Linked DNA regions of Homo sapiens: regions 2 and 3 are each linked to region 1. The links are chromatin contacts, found by Hi-C or POLR2A ChIA-PET in ENCODE. All regions are on one chromosome and are shown on one strand. The core of a region is the stretch at or near the end of the contact, and the rest is flanking DNA. Distances in the headings are between cores, read along the strand shown.

Evidence for each region. A loop is a pair of places that touch in the nucleus more often than their neighbours do. ChIA-PET counts read pairs that join two places held with the same protein, here RNA polymerase II (POLR2A). Pooled maps may share reads with other maps.
Region 2: a pooled map shows a loop between it and region 1 (5-fold over the local background). The contact joins the promoter of HROB here to the enhancer-like site in region 1. A Hi-C loop is called at or near these places in 2 of 50 pooled maps. POLR2A ChIA-PET finds 5 or more read pairs at or near these places in 2 of 52 experiments (HEK293T and PC-9).
Region 3: a loop to region 1 is called in a pooled map, with 3 times the contacts of the local background. The contact joins the promoter of HDAC5 here to the enhancer-like site in region 1. A Hi-C loop is called at or near these places in 1 of 50 pooled maps. POLR2A ChIA-PET finds 5 or more read pairs at or near these places in 2 of 52 experiments (PC-9 and activated T-cell).

The regions. Positions count from the first base shown.
Region 1 is chr17:44,626,261-44,630,323 of GRCh38, reverse strand. No RefSeq gene overlaps it. Among named protein-coding and RNA genes, the nearest start is that of LINC01180, 22 kb to the left of the region's middle. RefSeq lists an enhancer at 1,470-1,629 and a silencer at 1,740-1,859. Within about 2 kb of position 1,608, at least 9 of the 41 ENCODE cell types and tissues checked have a DNase peak (open chromatin) inside an H3K27ac peak, as active enhancers do.
Region 2 is chr17:44,139,846-44,143,950 of GRCh38, reverse strand. HROB (homologous recombination factor with OB-fold) reads right to left here and starts at 2,021. Exons shown (of 10, transcript NM_001171251.3): 1 at 1,806-2,021. The coding sequence starts at 1,808. RefSeq lists silencers at 1,196-1,490, 1,737-1,796 and an enhancer at 2,097-2,266.
Region 3 is chr17:44,122,005-44,125,935 of GRCh38, reverse strand. HDAC5 (histone deacetylase 5) reads left to right here and starts at 2,295. Exons shown (of 27, transcript NM_005474.5): 1 at 2,295-2,432. RefSeq lists enhancers at 288-787, 1,934-2,093 and silencers at 2,184-2,243, 2,314-2,413, 2,464-2,603.

The sequences.
Region 1 (4,063 bases), core at 359-2,858:
GTGTAAGCACTAACATCAGTAACTGGTTTTTGTTAGGTGATCCTTATCAGCCCAGCCTCCTAGGTCACAGTCATTCAGTCAATAGCGTCACTTTTAGATGACTTGCATGCAGGAACCCAGCCCCTGGTGCTACATATGAGTATGTTTGGGAGTGGGGTAGTGGTGGGGATATGGAGCACTGGGACGATGAGCAAGAAAACTAAATGCTAGAAGGATGCTTAGAAATAATTATGTCCAGTTTCCTCCTTCTCCAAGATTAGAAAACTGTTAGCTAGGCACCGTGGCTCATGCCTGTAACCCCAGTGCTTTGGGAAGCTGAGAGGGGAGGATGGCTTGAGGTCAGGAGTTTGAGACCAGCCTGGGCAACATGGAGAAAGCCCTGTCTCTACCAAAACAACTTTTTTAAAAAATTTTTTTTGGACAGGGTCTCACTCCATTGCCCAGGATGAAATGCACTGGCCTGACCACTGCTCACTGCAGCCTGGACTTCCTGAGCTCAGGTGTTCTCCCACCTCAGCCTCCTGAGTAGCTGAGACTACAGACGTGTGCCATGGCCGGCTAATTTTTTCTGTATTTTTTGTAGCGATGGGGTTTCACCATGTTGCCCAGGCTGGCCTCTAACTCCTAACCTCAAGTGATCCTCCTGTCATGGCCTCCCAAAGTGCTAGTGAAATGGGAAGAGTTCCCTTGTCCCCCTTGCAGGGCATACGATAGGGGTGTGGCTCGCTTCTTCAGTGCCCCGCTGCTCAAACTTCTAGGGGAGACATACAGACAGGCAGGCTGTGGGGCTCCGGCCCTACCGCAGTGTCTAAGAGTGAATGCTTACAGCTCCTGGCGCCCCAGTGGGCGCGTGTTACAGGGTGCTCTTTCAGCTTTGCTGTCGATAAGTGGCTTGTCTTACCAGCTCAATTAGACTTCTTCCTTGGCGCAGAGACCGAGAACAGAGGGCTTTCTGTATCCCGGGGTTCTTCCCTTGGTGTACCAGAATCGGATCACATGTGGGCTTGGAGTATGAGTGCAAGGTTTTATTGAGTGGAAGTCGCTCTCAGAATATGGGACAGCCAGAAGGTAAATGGTTGTCGCCTAGGAATCAGGCCGCTCGGTGGCCCGCGCTCTCCTCTGACTGCCTCAGCCAAACTCTGTGTTGCTCTGCCTGATCAGTGGCCTGCCAGCATGCCGGTGCCTATCAGTGCGTTCCTCTCAACGCCTAGCCAATGTGTGTGCCTCCGCTGACGTGCTCCTCCTCAACATCCAGCGGCTTGGCTTGGCTTTCCTTGGGGGGGGTAGATCTCGGGTTTTTATAGGCACAGGATGGGGGCGTGGCAGGACAGGGTGGACTTGGGAAACGCAACATTTGGGCAGGAAAACAAAAATGCCTGTCCTCACCTAGGTCCGTGGGGGTGGAGCCCTAGCCAAGGACTACGCCCTCCTGTACCCAGCACTTCCGTTACCCCTTTCTGTATCATTTAAAGGCACCACACACTTCCCTTCCTAGCACTTACGTATCAGTTTCAACAGAAGAGAATGATTTCCTGGGTTCTCAGTTTTTCTCCCTGACTCGGGGTACCAGCCCAGTGTCTAAAGGCTCTTCGGGGTGGCGGTGGGCCGTGTTTTTCTTTCTCTCTCTCCTCTGATTGGGACAGAAATGTCTTACTCGCCTGAGTGAGCAGGGCACACAAGCAGGCGGGCTCTCTCTCCGGCCGGCTTTGAAGCCGACTAATTAGGGCTTGGGCTGTCACAGCTGGCTTCCCCTGCGCCTCCCCTGACCCTGCCCCTGCCGCTGCCCCTGCCTCCCAGCCTGAGAGCTCCTCCCCTGCTGCCTTGTCTTCCACGGCCGACTGGTGGCTCTGCCAAGCCATCCGGCAAGGCCCTGGGATCTGAGGCCTGGAAGGGCCAAGGCAAAAGCAACCGAGAAGGGACAAGATGAGGCGTGGGACATGGAGCGAGCCCACAGACCACGGGGTTTCTAGAGGACTGCCTCTTTCTGGAACCCCTCATTCATAAGGAAGCCTGGAAGAGAGCCGCCTGGGCTAGGGACTGAGCCGTGGGCCCTTTATTTGAAAGCCAAAGCTTTCCGAAGGCTCCAGCCTCTCAGCCTGGCCCTTATAATTAGCCCCAATCAAAGTGTTTATGTCAGGGCCTACTGCGGAACTCAGGGCCCCATGATTTCATTCCAAACCTGGGGGGAGGAGAGGGGAGTGAGAGGGACTTGTGTTGGTACAAAGAAAACAGAGGGATGGGTAAGAAAGTTGGTGAGTGAAGAGGAGGCCGTCCTGGAGCAGGGAGGACAATCAGCCTCCGTTTGGCCATCAGCACAGGGGTCAGGAATCCACCTAGAGGAGCTGGTGCCCCAGCATCCTGACCTGGGCCCGGCCTGCCTGCCTTCTGGGCAGGCTCTGTGGGTGGGTGGGCTTGTGCCAATCGGAAATGGCTCGGATATAATTAACCCAACTAATCACCAGCCTCAGCCCTGTGGGAGGGGAGGGCACAGCCCATAGCCACGGCCCCCCCAGGAAGCTCCCATCTCCCCATGCTCCCTCCTCTGACTGGGGCCTGGGGTGTTCCAGGCTCTGCAGCTGCTTTGGATGGTAGAATCAGAGGGCGGGCAGGGAAGGGATGTGGGAAGAGACATGTTGCTTATTCTTATCTCTGGCCTCAAGGGGGATGTGACCGGAGGGAGTGTGCCTGAGTGTCTGAGCTGGCAAGGGTGGGTGGGGGGTGACTGAAGGGATTGTGGGGGAGGGCTTGGAGAGAGACTCCCAGCCATGGCTCCCAGGTGGCACTGGCTGTGTCCCACACTCAGTTAGCACTGCCCTCCTGTCTAGCCCTCCCGGGGAACTCTCCCGAGTGGGATACAGCTTGTAGGGAATTCTGTGTACTGGGTTTCGTGTCCTGGGCAGGGCAGGTGGAGTGTGGCATCTGAGTTCATATCTCCCTTGCGAACAGTCCTGCGAGGCCTCCAAGGGGTATCCCAACACCCTTCCTCCCTCAGCAAGTGAAGCTTTCCAGGATCTGGACCTGGCTCCTCTCTCCAGTTTCACTTCTCTGCACTTCTGGGCTCCGGCCTCGGGACTCTCACCTTCTCAGACCAACCATACCAGTGGCCTGAATGCTCTTCCCTTCCTCTGATCTGAACATTAACTACCAGTAGCCTCAGAACTTGCCTCAGGTCAGGTGGCCCCTCTGCCGTCAACCACACCTGTCCAACCCTCTGACACCCTCTGTCCCTAGCATCGTGTTCTCACTTGCCAGAGCACGTCACATTCTTTTTAGTTATTTGTTGCCTTTCTTCAGTGTGACCTCCTTAAGGAAAGTCTGTGTTTGGTGTGTCTTTTATCTCTGTATATCAGAACCTAGCAAGATGCCTGGCGCATATGGGTGCCCAAGATCATAGGCTCAGGAGCCAGGCTACCAGGGCTTGAATTCTGCCTCAGCCATGGCTAGCTGTTGACCTTGAGCAAGTTCATTCACCTCTCTGTATTATGTGTAAATGAGGATAGTAATTAATTGTACCTACCATGTAACTAGTTTGAGGATTAAATTAAATAAAGTGTTTAAAACAATGTTCACCACATAGTAAACACTTAGTAAAGTCTTGCTGGGCTTATTCATTCATGTGTTGGCTCAGTGGATGTGTCTTTAGTACTTACCATGAGTTAGGCACTTGCTAAGCTCAAAAGAGGCACAAATGCAGTCCCTGCCACATGCAACTTCCTATCATTGAATGAATACATGGATAAGTATTTGGTGTGGTACTTGTAGGTTTGTTATATGTTTTGTTAAACAAACTCATATAAATGTTTGAGAATGTGTCCAGCTCAAATATTGAATAATTATGTATCTATTTGGATGGCATAAAACAAGCAATGAAGTGGGGGTAATCCCCTATAAACCTGACAGATGAGCCGGACGTGGTGGCTCATGCCTGTAATCCCAGCACTTTGGGAGGCCAAGACGGGCAGATCATGAGGTCAAGAGATTAAGACCATCCTGACCAACATGGTGAAACTTTGTCTCTACTAAAAATACAAAAATGATCTGGGTATGGTGGCGTGCACCTATA
Region 2 (4,105 bases), core at 772-3,271, 490 kb after region 1:
AATCCACTCAGAACCATCTGCACTAATCCTGGAAGGGAAGAAAGGGGGCAAAGGGAAGGCTGCCTAGGGGAGCAAGGGCAGTTCTCCAGGACTGTGCACATGGGCGTAAACATTTTGTTTTTGTCTTTTGTTTTGAGACAGGGTCTTGCCCTATTGCCCAGACTGGAGTGCAGTGGCAAGATCATAGCTCACTGCAGCCTCAATCTCCTAGGCTCAAGTGACCCTCCCACCTCAACCTCCTGAGTAACTGGGACTACAGGTGTGCACCACCGTGCTCAGCTAATTTTCTTTTTTTTTTTTTCTTCCTGAGACGGAGTCTTGCTCTGTTGCCCAGGCTGAAGTCCAGCGGCACGATTTTGGCTCACTGCAACCTCCACCTTCCAGGTTCAAGCAATTCTCCTGCCTTAGCCTCCCAAGTAGCTGGGATTACAGGCCAAGCCACAATGCCTGGCTATTTTTTTTTGTATTTTTAGTTGAGACAGGGTTTCACCATGTTAGCCAGGCTGGTCTTGAACTCCTGACCTTGTGATCTGCCCACCTCAGCCTCCCAAAGTGCTGGGATTACAGGCGTGAGCCACTGCGCCCAGGCTAATTTTTAAATTTTTATAGATACGGGGCCTCACTACATTGCCCAGGCCAGTCTTGAACTCCTGGGCTCAAGTGATCCTCCCACTGTGGCCTCCAAAGTGCTGGGATTATAGGTGTCAGCCACAGGCTGGGCATGGTGGCTCACTCCTGTAATCCCAGCACTTTGTGACGCCAAGGCGGGTGGACCACCTGAGGCCAGGAGTTCAAGAACAGCCTGGCCAACAAAGTGAAACCTCGTCTCTACTAAAAATAGAAATAAGTTAGCTGGGGTGGTGGTGCCCGCCTGTAATCCCAGCTTGTTGGGAGTCTAAGGCAGGAGAATTGCTTGAACCTGGGAAGTGGAGGTTGCAGTGAGCGGAGATCGCACCACTGCACTTCAGCCTGGGCCACAGAGTGAGACTCTGTCTCAAAAAAACAAACAAACAAAAACAGGTGTCAGCCACGGCCCCTGGCTTGGGCCTAAGGATTTTGCAATATCCCAAAGGTTTCGCCTGACCAATCTTATGTCAAACATAAGAGAAACTACCATAAATCCAAACATGTCTGCACAGTGGCATTGTTTCTGCAAATGAAGCCAGTAGTTTCCCTACCTAATCCAAGGCCCAAAAACTAGGGTCCCAGGAGAGTAGGATGCCCCAGTCCACGGTTCCTTCTTTCTAGCCAGCAGGGCTGCTGTAGCCAGTTCCTGATGAGTGTCAAACCCAGATCAGAGGTGGTGCCTAACCCCAGATGCCAGAGCCGCAGGAGCTACAGCTGGCGATACAGTTCCCAAGACTCTAAGGGTCAGAGTGAAAGGGGTGGGCGGGAGACGACGGTTGCAGTGAGCAGAGATCACGCCACTGCACTCCAGCCTGGGCGACAGAACGAGACTTCGTCCAAAAAAAAAAAAAAAAAAAGTAGAAAGTGTGGGGCGGGGAGGGGAAAGGGATGGACCCAAGCGGTAGTGACGTCTGAGCGCACTGGAAAGGGGGGTTTCCCAGGAGGGTAGGAAGGCAACAGGAGGGAAACTGAGGCCCGGGGGAGGAGAATGCTTTCTCAGGGTCTCCGGCGCGTCCATGACAAGCCCTGACGACAGCCCAGGTCTCCCGACTCCGCCGAACCCCCACCCAGACCCCGGTCCTGCAACTTGCGCGGGCGAGGGGCTGGAACCCCATGAGCAGTTCCGGAGGCCAGGGGGCCCTGCGGCCCGCCAGCCCCCAAGCTGGGCGCGGCATTACCATAGCGACGGCGGGTGGGCCTCGGCGGGGAGGTTGGCCCGGCACCCCGAGTCCGGGGAGTCGCCGGGGCCTTGGACACGACCCAGGTGGAAGTCTCGGACTCCGAGGGACAGTGCTTCCGGGCTGGGGTCAGAGGGATGAGTCTCTGCGATATAGGGAAAGTCGCCAGGAGACTGGCGGCAGGCGCCTTAGGCCGCATTCGAAGACGCCGCCACTGGGGCGTCTCCGCCTTCTTAAAGGGGCAGGCATATTTCTTTCCCGCCGACACAAAGGGCCTTCTCACTGTAGTCTTCCGCTCTGGTCTTAAAGGGGAAACGGATGGGCTCTCGGTCGCCCCCAAGCGGCTCCTCTTCCCAGTCGGCTGGTTCAGCACTGGTTCAGGTGAGATCAAGCATCTTGGCCCCACGATGCCTAATCCTGCCCCCGCCCCTTTCTTTTCCGTTCTTTTTTTTTTTTCTTTTTTAAACCGAATCTCGCTCTGTCGCCCAGGCTGGAGTGCAGTGGCGCGATCTCGGCTCACTGCAACCTCCGCCTCCCGGGTTCAAGCGATTCTCCTGCCTCAGCCTTCGAAGTAGCTGGGATTACAGGCGTAAGCCATGGCGCCCGGCCTCCCTGCTTGACTTAATACTGCTTCAGAGCAAGACTGTGGCTTTTCACCTTTGTGAACCAGCATGTGGCACATTGAAGACACTCAGAAAATGAGTTTGTTTTTGTTTTGAGACTTACTTTACTCCCTTACCCAGCCCGGAGTGCAGCGGCACAGTCATGGCTCACTGCATCCTCCACCTCTTGGGCCCAAGCAGTCCTCCCACCTCAGCCTCCTGAGTAGCTGGGATCACAGGCACACACCACCAAACCCAGTTAACTTTTTTTTTTTTTGACACGGAGTCTCACATTGTTGCCCAGGCTGGAGTGCAGTGGCACGATCTTGGCTCACTGCAACCTCTGCCTCTCAGGTTCAAGCGATTCTCCTGCTTCAGCCTACCAAGTAGCTGGGATTACAAGTGCCCGCCACCACGCCCGGCTAATTTTTTTTTTTTTTTTTTTTTTTTGAGACAGTCTCGCTCTGCAGGACAGGCTGCAGTGCAGTGGCATGATCTCGGCTCACTGCAACCTCTTCCTCCTAGGCTCAAGCAATTCTCCTGCCTCAGCCTCCCGAGTAGCTGGGATAACAGGCATGTGCCATCATGCCTGGCTAATTTTTGTATTTTTAGTAGAGACAGGGTTTCACCATGTTGGCCAGGCTGGTCTCGAACTCCTGACCTCAGGTAATCTGCCCGCCTCTGCCTCCCAAAGTGCTGGGATTACAGACGTGAGCCACTGCGCCCAGCCACGCCCAGCTAATTTTTTGTATTTTTAGTAGAGACAGGGTTTCACCATGTTGGCCAGGATGGTCTCGAACTCCTGACCTCAGGTAATCTGCCCGCCTCTGCCTCCCAAAGTGCTGGGATTACAGACGTGAACCACTGCGCCCAGCCACGCCCAGCTAACTTTTTGTATTTTTAGTAGAGACAGGGTTTCACTATGTTGCCCAGGCTGGTCTTGAACACCTGACCTCGTGATCCACCCGCATTGGCCTCCCGAAGTGCTGGGATTATAAACGTGAGCCACTGTGCCTGGCCTAAGCCCAGCTAATTTTTTTATGTTTATTTGTTGTAGAGATGAAGGCTCCCTATGTTGCCCAGGCTGAACAAGTGTTTGTTGAATGACTTGATGCCATTTGTCAGGAGGGAGTGCGAATGGCTGGGCAACTCAATGCTCACTTCCGCGGTGGCTCTTGCCTGTAATCTCAGCACTTTGGGAGGCAGAGGCGGGCGGATCACAAGGGCAGGAGATCGAGACCATCCTGGCTAACATGGTGAAACCCCGTCTCTACTAAAAATACAAAAAAATTAGCCGGGTGTGGTGGCGGGCGCCTGTAGTCCCAGCTACTTGGGAAGCTGAGGCAGGAGAATGGCATGAACCCGGAAGGCGGAGCTTGCAGTGAGCCGAGATCACGCCACTGCACTCCAGCCTGGGCAACAAAGCAAGACTCCGTCTAAAAAAAAAAAAAAAAGAAATTAGCCGGGCATGGTGGCGGGCGCCTGTAATCCCAGCTACTCAGGGGACTGAGGCAGGAGAATGGCTTAAACCTGGGAGGCGGAGGTTGCAGTGAGCTGGGATCATGCCACTGCATTCCAGCCTGGGCAACAAAGTGAGATTCTGTCGCAAAAAAAAAATTAAAAAATAAAGAATAATACATCTTCCAGCCGGGCGCGGTGGCTCACGCCTGTAATCCCAGCACTTTGGGGGACCAAGGC
Region 3 (3,931 bases), core at 1,046-3,545, 510 kb after region 1:
GTGAGCCACCGCGCCCAGCCTATTTTTATTTTTTTTTTTGAGACGGAATCTCGCTCTGTCACCCGCCCAGGCTGGAGTGCAATAGCCCGATCTCGGCTCGCTGCAACCTCCGCCTCTCGGTTTCAAGTGATTGTTTCGTCTCAGCCTCCTGAGAAGCTGGGATTACAGAAGTGCACCACCACGCCCGCCTAATTTTTGAATTTTTAGTAAAGACGGGGTTTCACCATTTTGGTCAGGCTCGTCTCGAACTCCAGACCTCGTGATCCGCCCGCCTCGGCCTCCCAAAGTGCTGGGATTACAGGCATGAGCCACTGCGCCCGGCTATTTTTTTATTTTTTTTGAGACGGAGTCTCACACTGTTGCCCAGGCTGGAGTGCAGTGGCGTGATCTCGGCTCACTGCAACCTCTGCCTCCAGGGTTCACGCCATTCTCCTGCCTCAGCCTCCCGAGTAGCTGGGACTACAGGCGCCCGCCACTACACCCGGCTAATTTTTTTTTGTATTTTTAGTAGAGAGGGTTTCGCCGTGTTAGCCTGGATGGTCTCGATCTCCTGACCTTGTGATCAGCCCGCCTCGCCCTCCCAAAGTGCTGGGATTACAGGCGTGAGCCACCGCGCCTGGCCTCTTCTTCTTCTTTTGTTTTTGTTTTTTGTTTTTTTGAGACGGAGTCTCGCTTTGTTCCCCAAGCTGGAGTGCAGTGGCGCGATCTCTGCTCACTGCAACCTCCGCCTCCCGGGTTCACTCCATTCTCCTGCCTCAGCCTCCCAAGTAGCTGGGACTACAGGCGCCCACCACCACGCCCGGCTAATTTTTTGTATTTTTAGTAGAGACGGGTTTCACTGTGTTAGCCAGGGTGGTCTCGACATCCTGACCTCGTGATCCACCAGCCTCGACCTCCCAAAGTGCTGGGATTACGGGCGTGAGCCACCATGCCCGGCCCACGCCCGGCCTCTTTTTTAAAATACAGACAGTGTCTCGCCATGTTACCCAGGCTGGTCTTGAACTGGGCTCAAGCAATCCTCCCGCCTCGGCCTCCAAAGTGCTAGGATTGATGACAGGCAAGAGCCAATGCACCTGGCCCCTTTAAAACTTTTTTTTTTGAGGCAGAGTTTCACTCTTGTTGCCCAGGCTGGAGTGCAATGGCACGATCTTGGCTCACTGCAACCTCCGCCTCTCAGGTTCAAGGGATTCTACTGCCTCAGCCTCCTGAGTAGGTGGGATTACAGGCGCCTGCCACCACGCCCGGCTAATTTTTTTGTATTTTTAGTAGAGACGGGGTTTTACCATAATGGCCAGGCTGGTCTCAAACTCTTGACCTCAGGTTATCCGCCTGCCTCCGCCTCCCAAAGTGCGGGGATTACAGGCGTGAGCCACCATGCCCGGTCCCCTATAAAACTTTTAATGTCTGGATAATATTTTACTGAATGAATGTCTCCTGCTTTGCTTGCCAATTCCCTATCGATGGATATTTAGGTTGTTTTCAACTTTTCACATCATTACAAACAATCTCATGTTCATTTTTTAACATAACAACGTTTATTTATTTGGAATACATTTTTGTTAGTGGAATTGCTGGGTCATTGACAAATTGTCTAGGTCTAATTAAACATGTTCATACTGTGTACCAAGAGGAGATGTAGCGTGGATGGCACCAAAGTCAGGGAAGTCTTTCCGGCTCCTGGTCTGCTGGTCTGCCCTTTTGAAGGCCTTGGAGTGTTACAGCCATACCCTGGCCTTTCCCAGGCTTTTCTTTCCCTGGCACGGATGCAGTGTGTGCGGTCAGAGCTGGCGAGTTCGAGACTTGTCCGAACCATCCACCCGCAGCCAGGCCCCGCTGCAGAGGCTGCGGTGGCCCTCCCAGCCCCTGGGAATCTATCCCCAGGTCCCCTCCCCGACCGCGGGAGGGCGTGTTAGGGGAGCAGCTTAGGCAAGCGACGATTGCACCATCCACGTTTTGAAAAGAAAGTCCGGGGAGCGCAAGGAGGAAACTTTTACAATCCAAAGGTTGAGCCCCAGCATCCATACTCGGCCCCTGCAGCGATCCTTCCACTCCTGCTCGCTGGGTTCCGATCCCTTCCCTTCCACCCCGTCTCGGCCGAACCCTGTGCTGGGCACTGGCCCTTTAAGGAGCTGTCACGATGGCGTCGCTGGCCCCGCCCGGCGGGGAGGGCCGAGAGGCAGGGGAGGGGTTGGTGGTGGCTGCGGGCAAGGGGAAGGCGGGGGGGGCTGGGGGGGGGGTCTGGGTCTATTTTTAGCTCCGGGTCGGGTCACGTGACGGGAGTGACGTCTCCGAATGTTGTTGTTGGTGGCGGCGGCGAGCGGAGCCGGAGGAGCCGCCGCAAAGATGGAGGAGCCGTCGAGGAGGTGCTGCCGCCGCTGCCGCCGCCGCTGCTGCCGCCGCCGCCCGCGAAGCCGGAGCTCGAGCCGCAGCGGGTGAGCGCGCCGCCCCGGCCCAGATCCCATCTTCCCCGGACCCCGGGACGCGAGGCGGCGCCCCCTCCTCCTGCTGTCTCTGTCCGCGGGCTCCCAGCGCGCGCGCCGCGCTCCGCGCCCCCCTTCCTTCCTCCCGGCCCTGGGAGCCAGCCGGCGCCCCCCGGGAGCATCGGCAGCCCGTGAGCGGGACATCGGGGTTGCTGCGCGCGCCCCTCCCTGCCCCTCCCAGACAGGGGCGCCTTCCCTACAGGTAAGGGAGGGGCCCGCCTTCTCGCGCCCTGCGCCCCCAAATGGCTCGGAGACCGGCCGGGGTTGTCTGATTTGCCCCTTCCCTGGCGGCGCATGTTGCGTTGCAGAGCCATTTGAGCCCTGCACCCGGATTCTGTGCAGACCCCTCTTCGCTGGACACCCCTTTCTTGGTACTCTGAGGTGAGGGGTGCTGTCCACCCAGAGCGCTTCTCCCCATAGCTACGAACGCATCCTTGATTTTATGTCCTTGACTTCCGTGCATGAGGAGGGGGACTGCGGAGTCCACCTTACTTCTCTCTCCCATTATTCTCACCCCGTCTCCTGTGAGGCGTTACTGCGTTTGTTGCCACCCTCTTCTCCTGTCTGACACCTTGGAGCCAGGATGCGAGAGCTAGGAGATGAAATGGAGCTCCCCCCCAACCCCTTCTTGTCTTGGGTGGATGCCCCCCATTTTTCATCCTGGATCTGTATCTCATGGAAGCGGGGGCACTACCAGTGCCTTATTAACTTGGGGGGAGTCAGCTTCTCCACCCCACCCTTCCCTGGGGCCCTGGGGAAGATGAGAACTGGCTGGGTGTAAGTAATTAATCTGGGAGCTTGGTGGGGGCTGTTGAAGTGGGGAGGTTGGGTGCTTCCTTTGGGAGAGGAGATGACCACTTGATACCCCTGGCTGATACCCCTTCTGAAATGAGGTGTGTCCCTAAAGAGGAAAGGTAACAGCTGCAGTTGCTTTTAGGAGGGTGCAAAAGGGACCCATCACTCAGTCAGTGACCACCATGCTTTTGGGATCTGGGATTAGATTTGGAGCTTGGGGAGGTGGTGGTGATTGGTTTCAGTGTCCAACTGGGAGGGGAGGATGGAGCCAGATTATGGGAACAAAAGGAGGTGGGGGGGAGGGTGAGATCCAGGAGTCTTGGTCAGAGGGACCCCTAGCCAGATTGCCTTGCAGGATTGCAGTCTGGGTCTGGGTCCTGCCTTTGGCTTCCTCTTAGTTTCAGAGGATGTAGGCAGGCAGGCATGGTCTTCAGTCTCCCCAGTCCTAGGCACCCTGAGCCTATGCTGGCTGTTGAGATGCTGGGCTGGGCTGGGCTGGGCTAGGCTGGCTGGGCTGGATGGTGGATGAGCCATGTTGGGGGCTGCCTGCTTCTTCATTCCAGTCTTCCCTCCTTCCTCTCCCTCCCTAAACACAAAGCTTGGGGAGATCTTGGTTTGTCTCCTTCCTCTTTTCTTGACTCCTCTCTTTGCCCTCT